2 separate regions of the Homo sapiens genome follow, and region 1 is linked to region 2. Evidence: chromatin loops called from intact Hi-C (ENCODE). Cell type or tissue: dorsolateral prefrontal cortex. All regions are shown on one strand. Links, peaks and the distances in the headings refer to the core of each region. The heading gives the core; the rest is flanking DNA.

Region 1 (11,339 bases), core at 1,489-9,488, 230 kb before region 2:
GGCAGAGCTCAGATGAATACAAAATGGAATGATTCATGCCCCTGTTCATATGACTTTTCCTGAAAAGTACCACCAGTCTTTGGTGACTTTGATTCCATTGGTTGGCCTCTTCAGCTTAGATGCTAAGGACCAATCCAGTTACTTGTCCAGTCTATCTACCCTGGCTCTGGTAATCCACCCTCATTCCTATCAAAGTAAGTGCCACTACATATAATGCCTACTGATTTTGACTTCCTTAGAGGCAGAAACGATGGGAATTCAAACAGTGGAGCTGGAGACTCACATTTGACTCTCCCTACCATCTCCCTGGGCATCTTTGTCAAGAAGGAAGGCTTGCCCACACTCACTTCCCGCAGGCTTTCTCAGCCATCTTGGAGGACTTTGTTTAAACAGATGACCAACTGACCCTCCCCAGGGCAGACCCTCTACAGACCAGTAGGCACAAGGTGTGTGTGTGGGGAGGTGGGGGGAGAGCTCATTGTAAGGACTCCTATCTATAAATGATTATGAATAGAAATAATGAGGCAAAGGCTTCTCGTCATACTCAGAGGAAAAAGTGGCACAACTTAGTGCAGTCTCAAAGATTAATTAGGATGTGTGTATGGAGACGGGTAGGCTTCATTATGGCTTAAACTATCACGTCCCTACACATTCACACTCTCTTGGAGTGGGGTGCACTGCAGGGCCCAGTAATCACCATGAACAGCACAAGTCAGGGTAAGCCCTCCCCATGTCAGACAGTACAATCGTTCTTTAATCCACTCTGTACCCCATATGTATCTGTGGAGCCTGATGAAGCCCCGGAGGGATCTCAGTCAAGTCTCCCTGCACACAGACATACCTTTTTGCCACACTGGATCTCACACCACCGGGACTTGGATGGCTTCCCAAACTAGGTGGGTTTGGAAAGCATTTCCCCTCTCCACCTCAAAAAAGGGCTGGCTGACTGCAGAATTCCAGTACCCGCAAGAGGGGGAAAAAACCCCAAAAATCTTAGCCAAGCCCCAAATCATTGCCTTCCTGTGTCTTCTCTCAAGTTGCTTTTCTAAAGCAAAGGTCCAAACGTTGATTTCTCTACAGATTCCTACGTATCTCTTACACGTAGACAGTTTTAAAGGGGAAAAGAATATATCCCCAAAAGGCAAGGGGGAGAGCACAGAACATTTCAGTTTCCCACTTGGAAATATCTTGTCGTGGATGATGCTACCCCTACCTCCACCTCCCTCCCCCCTCCTTTTTTTTTTTTTTTTTTTTTTTGAAATATGGACAAAAAAGCTGAAAGTGTTTTCCGTTTCATCAAAAAACATATATTACTTTAGTGGTTCGGTAAAATGTTGGTTTTATGCCCACCCCTTTTCAATCTGCCCATGTCTGAGGTGCTCGGGGAAGACGCACAATCGTGAGCAGCTTACGACACTCAGTGAGCAGTAGGTGCCTGTGCAAGCTCGCGCCGCACACTGCCTGGTGGAGGGAAGGAGCCCGGGCGCCGCTCGCCGCTCCCCGCGCCGCCGTCCGCACCTCCCCACCGCCCGCCGCCCGCCGCCCGCCGCCCGCAAAGCATGAGTGAGCCCGCTCTCTGCAGCTGCCCGGGGCGCGAATGGCAGGCTGTTTCCGCGGAGTAAAAGGTGGCGCCGGTCAGTGGTCGTTTCCAATGACGGACATTAACCAGACTGTCAGATCCTGGGGAGTCGCGAGCCCCGAGTTTGGAGTTTTTTCCCCCCACAACGTCACAGTCCGAACTGCAGAGGGAAAGGAAGGCGGCAGGAAGGCGAAGCTCGGGCTCCGGCACGTAGTTGGGAAACTTGCGGGTCCTAGAAGTCGCCTCCCCGCCTTGCCGGCCGCCCTTGCAGCCCCGAGCCGAGCAGCAAAGTGAGACATTGTGCGCCTGCCAGATCCGCCGGCCGCGGACCGGGGCTGCCTCGGAAACACAGAGGGGTCTTCTCTCGCCCTGCATATAATTAGCCTGCACACAAAGGGAGCAGCTGAATGGAGGTTGTCACTCTCTGGAAAAGGGTGGGTAAGACACTTTTTAATTAAATTCTTTCCCGAAGATTTTTTTTTTCCTCCCTTTTCTTTGCTGCAGCATCTAACATGGACCAAATCACCATCTCTTTGATCTTTCCGTGGCTGTGAACTTTCTATGCTGCCCAGCTTTCTGCATGCTTAGAGGTGAACGTGTGGTTTTTGGGGAGGGGGGTCCTTCTTTATTTCTATGTATTTATTTGATTTTTTGCCCTTTTCTCCCCCTCCCCCGCTTCCCCTCCCTCGGAATAAAATATGATGTAGATTTCTGACCGAGCGCTTCCAATGGACATTCTCCAGTCTCTCTGGAAAGATTCTCGCTAATGGATTTCCTGCTGCTCGGTCTCTGTCTATACTGGCTGCTGAGGAGGCCCTCGGGGGTGGTCTTGTGTCTGCTGGGGGCCTGCTTTCAGATGCTGCCCGCCGCCCCCAGCGGGTGCCCGCAGCTGTGCCGGTGCGAGGGGCGGCTGCTGTACTGCGAGGCGCTCAACCTCACCGAGGCGCCCCACAACCTGTCCGGCCTGCTGGGCTTGTCCCTGCGCTACAACAGCCTCTCGGAGCTGCGCGCCGGCCAGTTCACGGGGTTAATGCAGCTCACGTGGCTCTATCTGGATCACAATCACATCTGCTCCGTGCAGGGGGACGCCTTTCAGAAACTGCGCCGAGTTAAGGAACTCACGCTGAGTTCCAACCAGATCACCCAACTGCCCAACACCACCTTCCGGCCCATGCCCAACCTGCGCAGCGTGGACCTCTCGTACAACAAGCTGCAGGCGCTCGCGCCCGACCTCTTCCACGGGCTGCGGAAGCTCACCACGCTGCATATGCGGGCCAACGCCATCCAGTTTGTGCCCGTGCGCATCTTCCAGGACTGCCGCAGCCTCAAGTTTCTCGACATCGGATACAATCAGCTCAAGAGTCTGGCGCGCAACTCTTTCGCCGGCTTGTTTAAGCTCACCGAGCTGCACCTCGAGCACAACGACTTGGTCAAGGTGAACTTCGCCCACTTCCCGCGCCTCATCTCCCTGCACTCGCTCTGCCTGCGGAGGAACAAGGTGGCCATTGTGGTCAGCTCGCTGGACTGGGTTTGGAACCTGGAGAAAATGGACTTGTCGGGCAACGAGATCGAGTACATGGAGCCCCATGTGTTCGAGACCGTGCCGCACCTGCAGTCCCTGCAGCTGGACTCCAACCGCCTCACCTACATCGAGCCCCGGATCCTCAACTCTTGGAAGTCCCTGACAAGCATCACCCTGGCCGGGAACCTGTGGGATTGCGGGCGCAACGTGTGTGCCCTAGCCTCGTGGCTCAACAACTTCCAGGGGCGCTACGATGGCAACTTGCAGTGCGCCAGCCCGGAGTACGCACAGGGCGAGGACGTCCTGGACGCCGTGTACGCCTTCCACCTGTGCGAGGATGGGGCCGAGCCCACCAGCGGCCACCTGCTCTCGGCCGTCACCAACCGCAGTGATCTGGGGCCCCCTGCCAGCTCGGCCACCACGCTCGCGGACGGCGGGGAGGGGCAGCACGACGGCACATTCGAGCCTGCCACCGTGGCTCTTCCAGGCGGCGAGCACGCCGAGAACGCCGTGCAGATCCACAAGGTGGTCACGGGCACCATGGCCCTCATCTTCTCCTTCCTCATCGTGGTCCTGGTGCTCTACGTGTCCTGGAAGTGTTTCCCAGCCAGCCTCAGGCAGCTCAGACAGTGCTTTGTCACGCAGCGCAGGAAGCAAAAGCAGAAACAGACCATGCATCAGATGGCTGCCATGTCTGCCCAGGAATACTACGTTGATTACAAACCGAACCACATTGAGGGAGCCCTGGTGATCATCAACGAGTATGGCTCGTGTACCTGCCACCAGCAGCCCGCGAGGGAATGCGAGGTGTGATTGTCCCAGTGGCTCTCAACCCATGCGCTACCAAATACGCCTGGGCAGCCGGGACGGGCCGGCGGGCACCAGGCTGGGGTCTCCTTGTCTGTGCTCTGATATGCTCCTTGACTGAAACTTTAAGGGGATCTCTCCCAGAGACTTGACATTTTAGCTTTATTGTGTCTTAAAAACAAAAGCGAATTAAAACACAACAAAAAACCCCACCCCACAACCTTCAGGACAGTCTATCTTAAATTTCATATGAGAACTCCTTCCTCCCTTTGAAGATCTGTCCATATTCAGGAATCTGAGAGTGTAAAAAAGGTACCAATCATTGATTTTTTTTTTTTTTGTAAACTAAAATGTTTAAAATAAAATAGCATTTACAGTTTTTACAGACTGGTGTAACCTAAATGAATTGTTACCTGTGTTACAAGAAAAGCAACAGTTAAAATTTCCTTGGTGGGTGGGGAGGGAGTTGTCCAGGGGCCAGAAGGAAAATCCAGGAGCAACGTAGTCAGATTCAATTTGAAATTTTAAAGAAGGGCAAAGAAAGCTTATCAGATTAATGATTTATGTTAATTTACTCCACATGTGTAAGGACTAGAAAAAGAAAAACTGCAAGACCCTTTATATTACTGGGGCAGGGACAGTGCAATCTAACCACCTTCAGGCAACTGAGAGGTGGACTGAGGACTGGGCACCCTTACTCAGCCTTTAAAGCAGAGAGCATTGCAAATGGTTTTTAAAAAGCAATGCCAGACAGTTTCTCCTAGGAACACGAAACATTTTTGCACTTAATGTAACCATCTTTCAAATCACCTCAAAATCTCATCCCCAAATGCCACCTGTTCTTAATTCTCCTGAGTCTTTGATTCACCAGACTTAGTAGCATTTGTGCCCTTCTTGTACCCCCTGTTAAAGGGAGCCCCTCAGCTCACTGCTCTCTTTGGTCTGGCTGAGGGGAAGGAGGCAGAATCCCGATGTTTAGGGCTGAAAGCTGTGCTTCTGGAGCACATTGCTAAGACTGCAGCAAGCTTAGGCTCCCAAACAGTGACAGCACATTCCTAGTTTCTATGGGGAATGAGGAGAAAAACCTACCTTAGGATGAATGCCTGCAGGGTAATGACTTGTAGCAAGAGACTTTAGGGGCAGAGGTGACAGAGCAGTGATGGGGTGGGGAGAGTGGGAGAAGATACTCATTTGATCCTGTGTTTGCATATTTCTGAGATGGGAATAATTTGTTAACCCAGGACAGAAAAGCTGCCTCTTCTCAGATGGCCCTTTTGTGTAATGCTTGCTTTCCCTTTTTTTTTTTTCTGTGTTGAGAGTGATGATTGCTCCTTCTCACCCCTCATAGGTTTCCAGGTCCATCATTGAGATTTCAGTTTCTATTGAACTAAAGAGTGAGGAGGTGGTGGTAGTGGCAGTTGGTGGGTGCAGAGAAGGGAAGGGGAAGGCTGTGTGCATTGGACGGAGGGCTCCTTCATCAGATGACAATTTAAGCAAATGTATGATTGAAATAAACTGTCATGGATGACAGATGCTGAACCAATGTAGCCCATGTCCCTAAGTCTTTCTCTTCCCTCTCTAACGGACACTAAAGAGTTGCATCTTTCTGTTTTTATTTTTCCTTTTTTTTGAGAGAGAGAAGTCCAAATAGCAGGAAGAGGGAATGGGGGGATGGGGAACCACACACTACCATCCCCCAACATGCAAATGTCTCCAGCTACCAATCTTAGGAGGCAAAATCAGCTTTTTGAAATGCAGAATGGTATCACCAGAAGGTTTCCTTAAGCTAAGGGTTGGTGGTAGGTTTCTCTTTTACCTATGGAGAAACCAGTATGCCTAAAAATAGTATTTCTAAGAGTCTCTTTCAAGAGAAATATTTTGCAAATGTCTTTTAAGATGTTAAGCCCTGGGAGACAGCTTCTTACACACACACACACACACACACACACACACACACACACACACACACACACACCCCAACACCCCAGCTCATTTTTCCTGGCCAGGAAACTTCATCTTGCTTTATTTATAATTAAAACATGACATTATGACACACATCATGCACATGACACCCATTCAGACTATTAGTGTTCTAGAAGAGAGGTGCTTTGTTTGATAACTTTGAGGAGGGGGTTTTGAATTTAAGCATAATCATTTGGGTTTGCCTTTCTAAATAGCATACCACTCCAAGAGCAGGGGTAGCAGGAAAAAGATTCTCTCAGGGATGTGCCTTACCTAAAACCCTACTAAAGCGACCTCCTCTAGAAGACGGCATACCTTTTTTAGAAAACAAAAAATGTAGCAACTGAAGGAGGGCTCCTTGGATTCCGTGAACTTAACCATCTCATAGGAAGGCTACAGGAATCCAGCGCCCAAAGCTGCTTTGGCTTGGTGCATTAAAGAGCTGTGTGGGTGTGCTTACAGGGAAAGCTTTCAGAAGCAAAACCTTTCTGGCAAGCATCAGAACCACAAGTCCCCTCCTACCCTCTAGAAATCTGAATATTGGAAACTGTAGTTTATCTCCTATCCCCAAGACATTTTTATCTTTCACTCTTCTTGTTTCAAGGTGGCCATAAGACAGAGAGAGAATAATCGTGCTTTGTTTTATGCTACTCCTCCCACCCTGCCCATGATTAAACATCATGTATGTAGAAGATCTTAAGTCCATACGCATTTCATGAAGAACCATTGGAAAGAGGAATCTGCAATCTGGGAGCTTAAGAGCAAATGATGACCATAGAAAGCTATGTTCTTACTTTGTGTGTGTGTCTGTATGTTTCTGCGTTGTGTGTCTTTGTAGGCAAGCAAACGTTGTCTACACAAACGGGAATTTAGCTCACATCATTTCATGCCCCTGTGCCTCTAGCTCTGGAGATTGGTGGGGGGAGGTGGGGGGAAACGGCAGGAATAAGGGAAAGTGGTAGTTTTAACTAAGGTTTTGTAACACTTGAAATCTTTTCTTTCTCAAATTAATTAATCTTTAAGCTTCAAGAAACTTGCTCTGACCCCTCTAAGCAAACTACTAAGCATTTAAAAGAGAATCTAATTTTTAAAGGTGTAGCACCTTTTTTTTATTCTTCCCACAGAGGGTGCTAATCTCATTATGCTGTGCTATCTGAAAAGAACTTAAGGCCACAATTCACGTCTCGTCCTGGGCATTGTGATGGATTGACCCTCCATTTGCAGTACCTTCCCAGCTGATTAAAGTTCAGCAGTGGTATTGAGGTTTTTCGAATATTTATATAGAAAAAAAGTCTTTTCACATGACAAATGACACTCTCACACCAGTCTTAGCCCTAGTAGTTTTTTAGGTTGGACCAGAGGAAGCAGGTTAAATGAGACCTGTCCTCTGCTGCACTCAGAAAAAATAGGCAGTCCCTGATGCTCAGATCTTAGCCTTGATATTAATAGTTGAGACCACCTACCCACAATGCAGCCTATACTCCCAAGACTACAAAGTTACCATCGCAAAGGAAAGGTTATTCCAGTAAAAGGAAATAGTTTTCTCAACCATTTAAAAATATTCTTCTGAACTCATCAAAGTAGAAGAGCCCCCAACCTTTTCTCTCTGCCTTCAAGAAGGCAGACATTTGGTATGATTTAGCATCAACAACACATTTATGAGTATATGTAAGTAATCAGAGGGGCAAATGCCACTTGTTATTCCTCCCAAGTTTTCCAAGCAAGTACACACAGATCTCTGGTAGGATTAGGGGCCACTTGTGTTTCCGGCTTATTTTAGTCGACTTGTCAGCAAGTTTGATGCCTAGTCTATCTGACATGGCCCAGTAGAACAGGGCATTGATGGATCACATGAGATGGTAGAAGGAACATCATCACATACCCCTCTCACAGAGAAAATTATCAAAGAACCAGAAATTATATCTGTTTTGGAGCAAGAGTGTCATAATGTTTCAGGGTAGTCAAAATAAACATAAATTATCTCCTCTAGATGAGTGGCGATGTTGGCTGATTTGGGTCTGCCATTGACAGAATGTCAAATAAAAAGGAATTAGCTAGAATATGACCATTAAATGTGCTTCTGAAATATATTTTGAGATAGGTTTAGAATGTCAAAAAAAAGGAATTAGCTAGAATATGACCATTAAATGTGCTTCTGAAATATACACACACACTCCTACCTCTCAATCTATCTCTGTATATATAACAGCACACACACAAATATGCACACATGTGTGTGTGTGTATATATATATATAATATATAATATATAAAACCACATAGTACCACACACACACACATATATAACCACACACACACACCCATACACGCGCAGGCAGGTGACCATTATGTAACTACCTTCTAGCACTAATCATCCTAATACTTTCTTCTTCATAATCAAACTTTTATTCAGGAAAGGATCTGATAAAATCAGTGACAGTTAAGATATAAATGACTGATATGGCTGATGGTATTTTCAGGCATTAGTTAATGAGTAGGTAGACGCTTTGCAGGCTGGGGAACTTCTGGGCTCCTTATGCCACAGCAGAGTGTAACCTGCTGTCTAGTGGGAAGAGCCAGCAAATGGGAATATATTTTTTGAGAGTATTTTCCACCTCAGTATTTTTCCATTAAAGTATGCTCTACTCTGATTTTTTTGTTTTTCTGGGATTCAGGAGGCAAAATTCTTACTTCTGATTGGGCACCATCTCCTGGCCTTGCTCAACTGGACACAATTTCTGAAGACTTTTGCTTTTTTTACTCAAAGTGAAGGGCCTGGCAATTGCATTCTTACAATTTAGACAAAGATATAAATGAGATGGAGAAATACAATTTACTGAGCAGTCGCTGGTATGGTGCCTTTATCTAGATCACAATAAGTGAGGGAGGTGCTAGCAACCTTATCTTCACATGAAGAACCTGAGGCTTACAGAAGTCAGGTACATTGTGCAAAGTCACCCAGCTAGTGATTGGAAGCACTGGGATGTGCTAATTGACTTGGTGGCCTTTTCACTACACACTGTTTCTTTATTCCTTGAATGGTTGCCCCTCCACTCCTACACCTAACAAAGAGCCTAGAACTAGACTGGGAACAGGATACATGCTCAACACATTCTTGTTGAATGCCATGGGCACAGTGGTGAAATCCAGGAATTCTGACCATGACTTGTTTGCTCTGGTCACTGGTAATTGGGCAATGCAGGACTCTGCCAATAGAGGAGACTTCTCCGGGGTTCCAGGAGAAGAAATGGCCAGTACATTCAGTCCGACCCCTTAAAATAGGATTTTAGACTCAGAGAGAGTAAAGTAGAGACATCCATATGTTATTGTCAGGGATTTATCTGCATTTCTTCCTTAGTGATTAAATGGATCATGTGTCTATGGTACTGGTTCTCAACCAGGGGCAAATTTGCCACCCAGTAGACATTTACTTGTTTGTGTCTGGAGACAGTTAAAATTTTTATGCATGGGTGAGATGGTGCTACTGGTATCCAGTAGGTAGATGTCTGGATACTGTGAAACATCCTACAAGCAAAGGACATCCCCCACATCAAATAATTATTTGACCTAAAATGTCAAGAGTGCTGAAGTTGAAAAACCCTGCTCCACGACAGAAAGTAATGGTGCTATCTAAAGCATCATGCTGTGCTTCAGCTTTACAAGGAATGGTCTTACTTCTGAGTTAGTTTTAGATTTACCTAGACTTATTCCTTTTAAGTCTTTCTCTTGCCAGGTAACTGGAAATCTAAATTAAAAGCCCTTAGGTTCACTGATAATCAGCAAAAGTTAACACATAGTTAACACATGCTTCTCAAAGAACATATGGCAAAACTTAAATTAACTAGGACAAAACTAGTCAGAACCCTCAATTGACCCACTTTTTCTTTAGCAATACCTCATTTAGGAAACAGGAAAAAAAAATCAAGTTAACAGTGGAGATTTAATTAACAAGAAGGAAAATGAGAAACTTGATATTCCTTCCAGGAGGGGTTCTGCAGTCTGAACAAATCCAACCCACCAGCCTGTGCCTTCTTCTTCCCCAACCAAAACTGTAATGTATGTGAGGTGGTGATGAACCTCTATTTTAAAAATCAGTGTGCTAAAAAAATAAATGCTTGAGGTGATAGATACCTCATTTTCCATGATGCAATTGTTACACATTGCATGCCTCTATCAAAATATCTCATGTACCCCATAAATTTATGCATCTACTATGTACCCGCAATAATCGTAAAAAACTAAAAAAAAATAAGCTAGAAAAAAATCAATGTGCTCAGTCTGGTGAGTAGGGTGCACATATTTAGGGAAATGATCTCAGTCCTTAGAAACAGGATAGTCTAGAGATACAAGAACTGCAAACTGAAATTCATCTGGGGACAGACAGGCAACACAGATGAGTGAGGTTCATGGGCAGATGAAATTATAAGGAACTAGAGAATTCACTTAAAAGAATATAATTCACATTTGGTTCTGGTTAATCATAACATTTCTGCAGGGCAGGTCAAGTAAGCGCTCTGGAAGAAATAGGGTCTAGAAGTCAGGAGTTATCATCTTTAGACATAGTACTGTCATTTACATGCCTGGGATCATCTGTTAATCATCTTACTGCAATTGGTCTCTGTGTCTACTTTTAGAAGGATTCTTCTAGGTATTCCCTAAGAACCTTTCCAGTTTGGGGCTTCTATTTTACCATTTTTTCCCCACAATAAAACTTGAAACAAAAGTGGTTTTCAAGAGAGTGTCACTTAACCAGAAAATTAAAATTCCCCTGAATTCCTATTCCTCCAGACATTCTGATTCATCAGGCTTGCCTGAATATTAATGAGCAGATATAGGTTAAAAAAAAATTCACTGAGAGTCAGGGGCTTCAGAGAGGTAGGTGGACATGCTGGAAAACAGAGGAGAAGATGAGAAAGCTCAGGCATGTATGGGTGGGAGAATTGGGTTTTTAGAATGTGCAGAAGAGATGAAAGGGAATCCTAGAGAGGACACACACACTCACCCGCACATGAGACCTGAGACACAGGGATGTGGTGTGAGGTAGCCCCCTACCCACAAAAAAAAAAAAAATTTGTTCAGGACTCTCAAAATGACATACTACATTGTAAGTGGCCACAATGGATATTAGGAATTGAGAGACCTTTCTAGTAAAATGGGGTATGGGATGGGAGGGAAAGAGAGAGAAAGAGAGATTGAGAAGAAAAAAAGGCAAGGTGGGAGAAGGAGATGAGAGGAGAAGAGAGAACAAAACAAAACAGAAAGAAAAAAGAAAAAGAGAGGAAGAGGAGAGAGTTTCAAGATCTGTGTTTTATGCTACTCAAGTTAACATAAGTAGCTGTGATTACACTGACTCCTCAATCCTTTTCAATCATTTCTTTATTCTGGTCCACCAGGTTAGCTATTTGTCTGTTCTCAATGTAATGTTGTAAAGTTATTTTCCCTCGTGTTATGAGAAGAAGGAATTCGTTCT
Region 2 (11,339 bases), core at 2,100-10,099:
TCTCCCTCTGTCGCCAGGCTGGAGTGCAGTGGCGCAATCCCGGCTCACTGCAAGCTCCGCCTCCCGGGTTCACGCCATTCTCCTGCCTCAGCCTCCCGAGTAGCTGTGACTACAGGCGCCCGCCACCACGCCCGGCTAATTTTTTTGTATTTTTAGTAGACACGGGGTTTCACCGTGTTAGCCAGGATGGGCTCCATTTCCTGACCTTGTGATCTGCCCGCCTCAGCCTCCAAAGTACTGGGACTGCGGGCGTGAGCCACTGCGCCCAGCCGGACTCATTTGATAAGACTAATCTGTGTCCTGGAGCTCCTAGAGGCAGGGCTATCTCTCTTTCTTCTTGGTATTCCCAGCACATAACAGAAATTACAGTGCTTAGTAGGAGCTCCCATGGTATTTATGAAATCTTTTCTCTGCAGGGGCAGCCAGGCCAATGTGGTCACTACTGCCTGGGTGAGCTTTCTTCTTCACTTGTAACACTCCACCTACCTCCTTCTACCTCTTTTATATTGCTTTTCCCATTTTGCTTTATCAGGCAGCCATATTGTCTTCCCTTTAATATTATATGTCAGGTGAGGGCAGAAACTACCTTTTTATTTCAAAGTGTCCTCACAGTCCTTTGCACAGGAGAACAATAATCATCTGTTGGGGAGTGAAAGCAGAGAAGTAAGGGGACAATCCATCACGCCAGCTAGCAAATTCACCAGCATCTCACAGCGTCCCAGACACAGGGCAGAGACTAAGTATATATCAGTTCACTGGAAGAGTAAGTAGACTTTCTATTGTAAATGCTCTCAAAGGTAGGGCAAAGCATAGTTTCTTTGCATCAATGAGGAAATCACCCATGGCAGCAGTTCTTTCAAAGGAGGAATCAAATAAGACTCCTGTTTCTTCTAAAACCTAAAAGGAAACCATGTCATCCCCCTAGCCTGTGTTCAGGACAAGATAAAAGGGAGGGAGAATAAGACATGCCTGGAGAATAAGATATGCTTCACAAAACATAGGGGGTAAGGGCTGAGCACCAAATGCCCCTGGCAAAATGAAACAAACAAATACACACAAAGCAAAGCAAAACAAAACAAAACAAAAAAGCAGCACCAGATGGAGCTGGAAGATGTTTGTTAGATTTCACAAAGAGCCAGAAGAGGCCAGGCCTCAAATGTCCTATTTTTTCATTCTTACCACCACTACTAGATTACGTTAGTGGTTTGCTACCCAGCCTCTGATCATAGCGACATCTGCAACCCATACACCATACAGATGCCCGCGGGGCTGTTCTAAAGCTGAATGGATACATACCATCCTCTTGAAATGCTTAATCACATGACCCATGTCCACTTTTCTGCTCCTCGCTGGTCACCACACCCACCATGGCTTTGCAGGAGCTATTTCCTCTTCCTGGAGCATCCACATCCCCTTCTCTATCTAGTACTCAAATCAAACTTCACCTCCTCCAGGAACCTTCACTGGTCCTCCCAGTTAAATGCCCCTCTCCCGCACACCCATGGTCCCCTGCACTTCCTGTTGAAGTTCTGCGTTTTCAACAGAAAATGGTTCTGCAACCATTTTCAAGCTCGTCAGCTTGCCAAAACTGCAAACGTTCTGTGGTTACAAAGTCACCTTTGATCTCTGTATGTTATGCACCTAACACTGGACTTAGCATCTAGTCAGTTTAATAAATGGTTGAAAAAATGACTAAGAGCAAAACTAAATGCGTCAAATAAACACCGGATAGATTCACATGTTTCTGGATATCTTTACTGTAGGACAAGTGGAATCTTTCCCTACCTTTTATTTTCTGAATTGCTAGTCTTGTTTTAATATATTTCATATATACTACATAAAAATTTACTATGTTTAGCAAGTTATATAATGTACTTATTTTATGTACCCATTCAGTTAAGTTTTGAAAAGTCTACATGCCTTTATAACCACACCTGCAACCAGGATATAGAACACATCCATCTTTCCAAGAAGCTCCCTGTGCCCTCTCTCACGAGTGCTCCTCTCGCTTCCAGCTGCCAGTGAGTACTAATCTACCTTCTGTCACTACAGACTAGTCTGGATATTTTTAAAAAATTATATAAGTAAAATAATACAGTATATATTCTTTTGAGACTGGCTTGTTTAGCTTAGCAAAATGTTGAGCTTCATCTGTTTAATTATGTGTATCCGTAGGTTTTGTTTTGCTTTGTTTTGTTTATGTTTTTTTTTTTTTTTAATAGAGACAGGGTCTCACTTTGTTGCCCATGCTGGTCTCAAACTCCTGGGCTCAAGCAGTCTTCCTGCCTTGGCCTCCCAAAGTGCTGGGATTAAAGGTGTGGGACACCACGCCTAACCGCTAGTTGTTGTTGTTTTTCTAAAAATTGTTGACTAATACTTCATCTTGTGAATACACTATAATTTATTTATCCATTCATACTTGTTGAAGTTACATGGGTTGTTTCCAGTTTGGAGCTATTATGAATAAAGGTGCCACAACAATTAATGTATAATTCATTCTAAATATATAGTTTTTATTTTACTTTCTTAAAGTGTTATTTACTTTCTTAAAAGTGTTATTGTTGGGTACTACGGTAAATGTATGTTTAACAAAGAAATTGCCAAACTGTTTTCCAAGAAGGTTGTATCACTTTATATTTCTGCCAAAAATATATGAGAGTTACAGTTGTTCCATATCCTCTCCAGTACTTGGCATTATCAAGCTTTTTAACTTTAGTCATGTTAGTGAGTCTCTAACTTTTGTTTGTTTGTTTGTTTTGAGACAGAGTCTCACTCTGTCGCTCAGACTGGAGTACAGTGGCGTGATCTTGGCTCACTGCAAGCTTCACCTCCTGGGTTCACACCATTCTCCTACCTCAGCCTCCCAAGTAGCTGGGACTACAGGTGCCCACCACCACGCTAATTTTTTTTTTTGTATTTTTTAGTAGAGACGGGGTTTCACTGTGTTAGCCAGAATGGTCTCAATCTCCTGGTGGGTCTCTAACTTTTTAAAGCATCTCCTATTTATCTTTTAGCAACTCTGTTTTCTTGTTGTGAGTTCTAGAACATAGAGGGGCTATATATTTGCATTAGGGAGAGAATGTCTACTTGGTTATAAGGCTTATAAAATTATTTAGCAAGATGCAGTATGAACAGGACCCAAGTCAGAAGTAATGAGTGAGAGGGGCAAAGTGATATGCAAGGGACAACTCCACAAAGAGCATGATTAAGGAAAAAAAAAAAGCCAAGTGCAGTGGCTCATGCCTGTAATCCCAGAAATTTGGGACGCCAAGGCAGGAGGATCGCTTGAGCCCAGGAATGCGAGACCAGCCTGGGCAACATAGTGAGATCTCTGTTTTACAAAATAAAGAAAGAAAAACTAGCCAGGCATGGTGGCACATATCTGTGGTCCCAGCTACTAGGGAGGCTGAGCAGGGAGGATCACTTGAGCCCAGGCAATCAAGACTACAGTGAACCGTGATTGCACCACTGTACTCCAGCCTTAGCAACAGAGTGAGATCCTATCTAAAAAAGAAAAAAAAAAAAGGAAAAAATGATGCAAAAAGTCTGTAGGTAAGTTGAGAAACCCAAAACCTATGCCATCTTAGAAGCCCACCTCCATTCCCTAGACCCGGCACAAGGCTAAACACCGAAGAGGCCTTCAATGAATACTTGTAGATTTCCTTTTTGAGAAGGTGGGGAGGACTTTGTGGCATTGAGGCTTTTTGAAAAGAGGGCTTGATAAGTTCTTATCAGGGAGCCAGATACAGTAAGAAAACAGCAAAAAAAGTTGTATTTATTTCTTATGGTTCCAAAGTAGGTCCTTAGCTGGCAGAAGGTAAAGTCCTTAAACTACCTAGCACTCCTTTCCTCATTGTCTCCAGCCATTCGGTACACATGCTTGTAACTAGTGATGAGTAAGCATTTCATAGTCAATGAAGTCTATTAGAGTGATGGCCTAAGACACAGGTGGTTTCAGCATATAATAAAAATAATTAATTTATAAATATTATTTTTATAATATTTATACATGTATAAATATTATTTTATAATATTTATACAAGTATAAATATTATTTTTATAATATTTATACAAGTATAAATATTATTTTTATAATATTTATACAAGTATAAATATTATTTTTATAATATTTATACATGTATAAATATTATTTTTATAATATTTATACATGTATAAATATTTATATTTATACATGTATAAATATTTATATTTATACATGTATAAATATTATTTTATAATATTTATACATGTATAAATATTATTTTTATAACAGTTATTTTTTGATGACTATGTGCTATGCATTTTCCTAAGCAAGTTATACACAGTGCATCATTTAACCCTTACACAGCCCTAGGAGGTAGACGCTATTATCACCTTATTTTGCAATGGAGGAAAATGAGACACTAAGAGAGAATTGAACTGCCAAGAGTGAAATGGCTAGTAAGTTGGAGAGCCCAGAGTAGAATTCAGGTACAGCTAACTCCTCTTGACCACTGTGTTCTGTGCTGAGATAGAGTGTATATCAAAAGCCACTTTGCCCTAACATCTTAGATGGTACAGGATGGATGGCTTAGGAATATGGGATACAGGTATCTTGATATGGATGATAGAAGAAAAAGCTGAAATATTTCAAGTTCCAATACCTATCTGATGACCTTCCCAGGACAGACAAAAGGCAGAATGAAGGGGCTTCCCATCACACAGGGATAGAAGTGCAAACACCAAAGGAGAAACAAGAACAACAACAAAAAGAAAAAAAACAGTAAGGGAAGGGATATGGACAGACCTAATAGAAACGAATCAAGGTCAAATGTTCATGTACACAGTAGTTTTAACGGACTTCCCTAATTGACAAATTGTCTGTATAATCTTTTAGAAGTAGCACAGATTTTGAAGTTTCAGATCTAAGTTCAAATAGGGTTCAGCCAGGATCTTGAGAAAGTCACTAAGATATTTGTAAGGCTTAGTAACCTAATCTAATCTGAACATTGGAGACATACAATTTGCAGTATTATTTGGGGTGATTCCACTGAATTATGTAGAGAAATGTGTTTTGTAAGTTGTCTGGCATAGACCATTTGAACCTCATCTTGTTCTCTTGCTCCTTATTTCCCCTTAGGTTTAAGCAGCGTCTAATACACAAATGGTCACTGAGGGGGAAGAGCTCTGAGAATCACCACTGCAACTGCATTGAGAGTACAGGACTCAGGTTGTTTGATCAGGTGTTGTTCCTGCAGCATATCTTGCCATGTATAAGCCCTCTATTTCACCCCACACACGCATACAGACACACAATGAAGAAAGTGGGAGTCACACTGTCATTCTGCCACCTTCTCTAGCTCATCTACTCTTCTTGCAAATGAACTTCAGATGTTAAACAGTGTTTTTACTTACATCTTTCAAAATGGGGAAATGCCATTCCTAATACAACTACTGCCTCTTTAAATGTTTTGTGTCACGGTGATTTGTTGCAGATGGGTAACATGTAGCCAGATGGGGGTCTGTTCTTTACCTCAAAACTAGGATTCTTCAGGGACCCAATATGATGGAGTGTGCTTTGCATAATGGGCTTATTTGATGAGCACAGTTGTTTTTTGACTAAAACCAATCTATAAGCTTAGGCCATACATCATGTTGCTAAATAAATAAATACTAAATAAATCAAGCCATAATTAAATATTTTAGAATTTGAATGAAATGTCTTTTTCCTAACATTATTTTCAAAAATCATTTGGTGATTCCCCAGCTAAACAGTTGCTTAGTAAAGCCAAGAATCCAAAACAGGTTTGGAAGCAAAAAGCCCCAGACTCCATCACTACATACCCGTAGGTCAATATTAGAAATACTGGACTATCTGTTAGAAAATATCAGAAATAGAGGATTAGTTAATCATGAGAGAAGCTCATGATGGAACAATATGCAGCCATTAAAAAAGAATGTTTCAGAAGAATCTGTAATGACATTGAAAAATGATTAAGATATTATTGCAAATGTTATAAAACAACATATGTGATATGACCCCAATCCTATAAGTGTGTGTGTGTGTGTGTGTGTGTGTGTGTGTGTGTGTGTGACAGAGAGAGAGAGAGGTTTGTTTTATGAACAAACCAGAGAGCGCCTGCACACTGGCACTTGGGTTCTGTGTTTCTTCACCATAGGCTGAGACCCATTAGCCCAAAAGCCTGCTGGCATCAATCTCAAATTTTTACACATCTAATTATCTTAAATATTGCCCAAATAAGCAGATTTTCAGTGAATTGGAGTTTGCTTGCTTTGCACACTTCACAAATCTGTGCCCAACACCTGTAGCCACAGATAACATAAGCTCTGGGTGTAAAGATCTCAAGCTGCTGCTACCCTTCTGAGCACTCAGACACAGAGATCCCCTGCTGTGCTGCCCAGTGACATCACCTAGATACACAATCTCTGATGATCTCTGCCCTTTTTCCTTTCTGAACTGGGACCTCTGCGCTTACCCTCAGGACAGACTTCCACAGCAAGGAACCTCTCTGCCTGCAAACCTGTCAAAGTGCCTAACACAGCCTGTGTGTACCACTGCCACCTTGTGGTCATATTTTTTTCTTTGATTAGTCCCCAAATCCTTTGAACTCCTTAAAATGCCACCCGGCATCTCCTTTCCCCATGAGATGTAGAGAAGACTGGCTGCAACCTTATGCCACAAACCCACATTTCTCCAAATATTTTCAGTGCTTACTATTTCATCTTTACTTTTGTAGAAAGCTTCTGGCTTCTACTCACGATAATTGCTTCACTTTGATTGATTCAAATATGAAAACCAGTTTTTTCCTTTAATTTCTGCACGAAAATAGACTCATACATCACATGTGTGATACTGACTTAACAGAAGGTTTGACTCTGAGTTGGGGGATGTTCTACTTGCAACAATGTAAACAATAATATCAAATGGAACATCCCTCGTTTTCCCCTCGTTTTCCTGCTTGGAAGTCTTTCTCTGTTACCTACCATCACAGGTTTCTCAGTGGCCCTTGACCCTCCCTATTTTCTTACAGATTCTCTCTCTTCACCATCGCTGCTCTGCTCCACCTTCCCTTTTTGCATTGCCCACAATAATTCACTGATGACATGTGGTTTTAGTTGGAATAGGTGGGACAGGACCAGCACTGCACCTTGAATGGTATTGGAATAGTGGATGGGTGGAGGGCAAGCTCCCCAGAGCCCTGTCTTAGTGGCAGGGCTTTTCAACTTCCAAAAATGGAAATGAAGTTACTCTATGTATTTACAGTAAGCATGCAGTTTTTGAGAAATATGTGACAGGAGAAACAGAGACAAAATCTTAAACATTAAACAAATAGAAAATAAAAGTGATACGGAGCAGTGGGGTACCCCAGAAGGCCCTTTTCCAAGCTTAAGTGCTACAGAAATCAGGAGAGAGAGTTGAGCACCAAGAAACTGGCAGAACCAGAGCAGGGCTTGGAACTTTTGGCAGCGGACATACTGGGGGTGGGGGAGGGAAAAGAGGAGAAAAGGTAGGTGACATTTTAAAGCAGGAATATGATCTGTGCAAAGTACCAAATATGAGATGTCTTGTGGAATGCTGAGTAGCCCAAATTGGAAAACTGGAGGCGAGAAAAGTAGACTAAGAGGGGCAGATGGAGCTAGATTTGGGAGACATTGAGATATCAGGCTAAGAGTTGACACTATTTTTAAAGCCAGTGTTTCTCTAATTGAGAATTTGTGGAGCTCTCAGTGTCTATCTATAGACTCCAGCTTAAGAAGCATTGCATGACTCTGAAAAGGGTCAAAATCTGCCAATATGTAAGATCCCCTTGCCAAAGCATTTGGAACATTTTCTCCTCTTAATCTGAGTCTTAGTGCCTCCCTCTTGTTCTCTTCCAATAACTCTGCAGGAGATAAACTTTACTATTTTCATTTGCAAGTTTTCCCCAAATCCGAGAATTCCTCTGTTATGTCTGCAGCAGACATTACATGTGGTACCACCTTTGCCACCAAATGTGCCACCACTTCAACAACCATTCTCCAACCCCTGCCGATGAGCTCATCTGTTACCAAGTACTCTGTACAACGTTGAACAGCATTTTAGAAAAGACTCTGTCCTCCCTCAGTCCTCTCTCCCCTCCGCCACACTAAGTGCAAGCTGGGAATCAGCTCAGATTTATTGGATGTAAGGGCCTGTAATGACTTATCAGTCTGGGTGAGAGAAGTCTATTACCCTCCAACCACACATCAAGTGGTTTTCATCTCAGGTCCACACACCACCTCACGGGGCCCACAGCAGGAGTAGAACAGTAAATTCACTCCAGGGTTAAATAAAACTTTGTAGTGGGCAACAATGACAGACAAGGTCTTGATTAAACATGTGAGATGGCAATTTCTGAATGGGTAACCAAATCTACATTTCAAAGTAAAAACTTAGAGAAGCTTTCAAAGGAAGACATTCAACAGAGCGGGATGCTACAATTGACGGCACGGAATAGGGAGGAGGTATATTTCAGCAAAACTTTGTTACTATCTCTCCTTTCTTTCTTGTTACAATTCTTCCATTTAATGAGTTTGTCCTCTAATTTTTCAAAAACTTTTTTTCTTTCTATGATATAATAACAACTAGAATACAGCACCAATGAGGAAAATATTGAAGTGCAGTAGAGCAAGGCTTAGGCTTTGGAATGAAGTGATGTGAAACTTTTTGTAATAGGCTGAATAATGGCCCTCAAATCTATCAGTTCTTAATCCCTGGAGCCTGTAAGTGTTACCTGATTTTTAAAAAGAGTCTGTGCAGACACAAGTAAGTTAAGGATCTTGAGATAGGAAGATTATTCTGCATTATTTGGTAGGGCCCTAAATATAAACACATGTATCTTTATAAGAGGAGAGCAGAGAAACAGTTGACACAAAGAGACCACAGCGAAGGCAATGTGACCATGGGCAGAGACTGGAGTTATATGGCCAAGGAATGTAGGTAGCCACCAGCAGCTGGAAGAAGAAAGGAGATGAGATTCCCCCCTAGAGCCTTCAGGGGGAGTATGAGTCTGCTCACACCTTGATTTTGGCCCAATGGAACTGATTTCAGACTTTTTTTTTTTTTTGAGACAGGGTCTCACTCTGTTTGCCGAGGCTGCAGTGCAGTGGTGTGATCATGGCTCACTGCAGCCTCGACCTCCCAGGCTCAAGCGATCCTCCCTCCTGAGCCTCCCAAGTAGTTTGGACTACAAGTACACACCACCACACCCAGCTAATTTTGTTTTATTTTTTATTTTTTTGTAGAGACAAAGTCTCACTGTGTTTCTCAGGCTGGTGTTAAACTCCTGGGCTCAAGACATCCTCCCGCCTCAGCTCCCAAAGTGCTGGGATTACAGGTGTGAGGCCCAATTTGAACTTCTGGATGCTAAAACTGTGAAAAAACAAATTTCTGTTGCTTTATGCAACCAAGTTTGTGATAATGTGTTACAGCAGCCACAGGAAACTAATACACTTCTCACTCACAATCCCCTCATATAGAACATTTTTGGAAACCATCCAGGTAGTATTTCTTCCTGGGCATCATCCCGCTTATTGTAAATTAGACTCAAATGCAAAACTACCTTTTCAGGAAAACTGGAGCACCCATCTCTGCTTTATTGCAAAGTTAGTTAGATCAAATTAGAATCATCTCACCCACTACTCTAAAGGGTTAAATGTGCCTATGAGTGAATAGACTGAGAAGGGAGTTACAGTGTTGGCTGGGCTGATTGATCCAGACTAACCAGGGCAAATTGTAGCACTCATCCACAGTCAGGGTAAGAAAGAATATGTCTGGAATATAGAAGATCTCTTAGTTTAGTATTACCATGCCCTGTGATTAAAGTGAATTGAAGACTACAACACATTCCAGACAGAAGTACGAATAGCCCAGACCCTTCAGGCATAAAGATTTGGGTCAACCTACCACATAAAAATGCATGACAGGTTAAGGTGCTTGCTGAAGGCAAAGGGAACAGAATGCATAGTAGAAGAAGGTAGCTATAAATACCAGCCATGGCCATTTACAGAAAGGAGGACTGTCACTGACATGAGTATTTCTTTCTTATTAGTTATGAATTTATACACACACACACACACGTACATATATTAAGCAAATCTCTTCAATTTATTTCCTCTCTTATTCCCTTATCACATAATATGTTTTGACTTTATATAAATATTTAAGCATTGTTAATTTCACATCATAATATTGAAGTTATGGTGTATCAAGAGAAAAGATCAGACAAAGATTTCACCTTCTTTTTTGGGGAAGGAATTAGTACATTTTCAATCGTATGGCGGATGGTTGTATCATGTTAGATGGAATTATAAATTTCTATTATTTTTATTTAGAGATAAAGTATGATTTAAAAAGAAGTGTTTGTGAGTACCATGCTGACAAGCGGTAGATTTGTGATGGTTAATTTTATATGGCAACTTAACTGAGTTAAGGGATGCCTAGGTAGCTGGCAAAATGTTATTCCTACTTGTCTCTGTGACGGTGTTCCGGAATAGATTAGCATTTGAATCGGTAGTCTGAGTAAAGAAGAACTACCTTTACCAGTGTGCACAAGCATTAGGGCAGCTTCCAATATGCTGAGGGTCCATACAGAACATAAAGGTGGAAAAAGGGTGAATTCTCTCTCTCTTCTCAAGCTGGGACATCTATCTTCTCTGCCCTTGGACATTGGAGCTAATGCTTTTCAGTTGCCCCCAGCCTTAGGCTTCCCCTGTGTTCCTAGTTCTTAAGCCTATCAGGGGACATTTTGGCCTCCTATATAATAGTTAGTCATAATAAATCTCCTCTTCTATATCTATTCATATCCTATTGGTTGTTTCTCTGGAGAATCCTGACTAATGCAGTGCCTGTGTTAGGTCCTTGATCATTCCATTAGGAAAATGTAACATATCTTTTCATCCATCCATGGACCACGCATCATGGCTCATTCCATCTGCCACTAGTCAGGGGTATAAGAACAGAGTCTCATACGAAAACATGTGAGATGTCTGTGGTGGTGTTTTGGAAATAACTATCAGGTTCCTGAGTCCAGGAAAGGGTTTCAAACTGGCCAGTCACTGTTTCTGACTTTTTTCCTTTTTCCTACCCTCACTCTCCAACTCTCAAGTTATTAAGAGAAAAGTTAAAAATGAACAGTCAAAAAACTCAGTATCAAGTAAAAAATACATTGTAATTTGGCAATGGTCTCCAATCACATACTTGGGCTTTCAGCATCAAAGGGAACTTGGGCTGTTTTAATAAACATTAAGATGAAAAGCAGTGAGCCAACAAAGCGTGACAGGATTTAAAAAAATTCATGCAATGTGCAAGGAGTTGCAAT

What was found. Peaks named below come from ENCODE experiments on the same cell type or tissue, not always from the same donor. Only the 100,000 strongest peaks of a DNase experiment are listed, where the experiment ranks them.
Region 1: it touches region 2 in a loop (6-fold over the local background); 6 of 110 quality-filtered maps call a loop at or near these places.

The regions. Positions count from the first base shown.
Region 1 is chr2:80,294,826-80,306,164 of GRCh38, reverse strand. All of the region lies in intron 7 of CTNNA2 (catenin alpha 2), which reads right to left. LRRTM1 (leucine rich repeat transmembrane neuronal 1) reads left to right here and starts at 1,413. Exons shown (of 2, transcript NM_178839.5): 1 at 1,413-2,013; 2 at 2,287-4,287. The coding sequence starts at 2,346. The coding sequence ends at 3,914. RefSeq lists an enhancer at 1,971-2,596. In dorsolateral prefrontal cortex, for the core only: no CTCF peak of the experiment used is centred there; DNase peaks (open chromatin) are centred at 1,834, 2,724 and 6,292; H3K4me3 peaks cover 5,885 bases; H3K27ac peaks cover 7,155 bases; H3K27me3 peaks cover 2,334 bases.
Region 2 is chr2:80,068,465-80,079,803 of GRCh38, reverse strand. All of the region lies in intron 7 of CTNNA2 (catenin alpha 2), which reads right to left. Among named protein-coding and RNA genes, the nearest start is that of MIR8080, 210 kb to the right of the region's middle. In dorsolateral prefrontal cortex, for the core only: a CTCF peak has its summit at 6,569 (motif pointing left); a DNase peak (open chromatin) is centred at 6,553.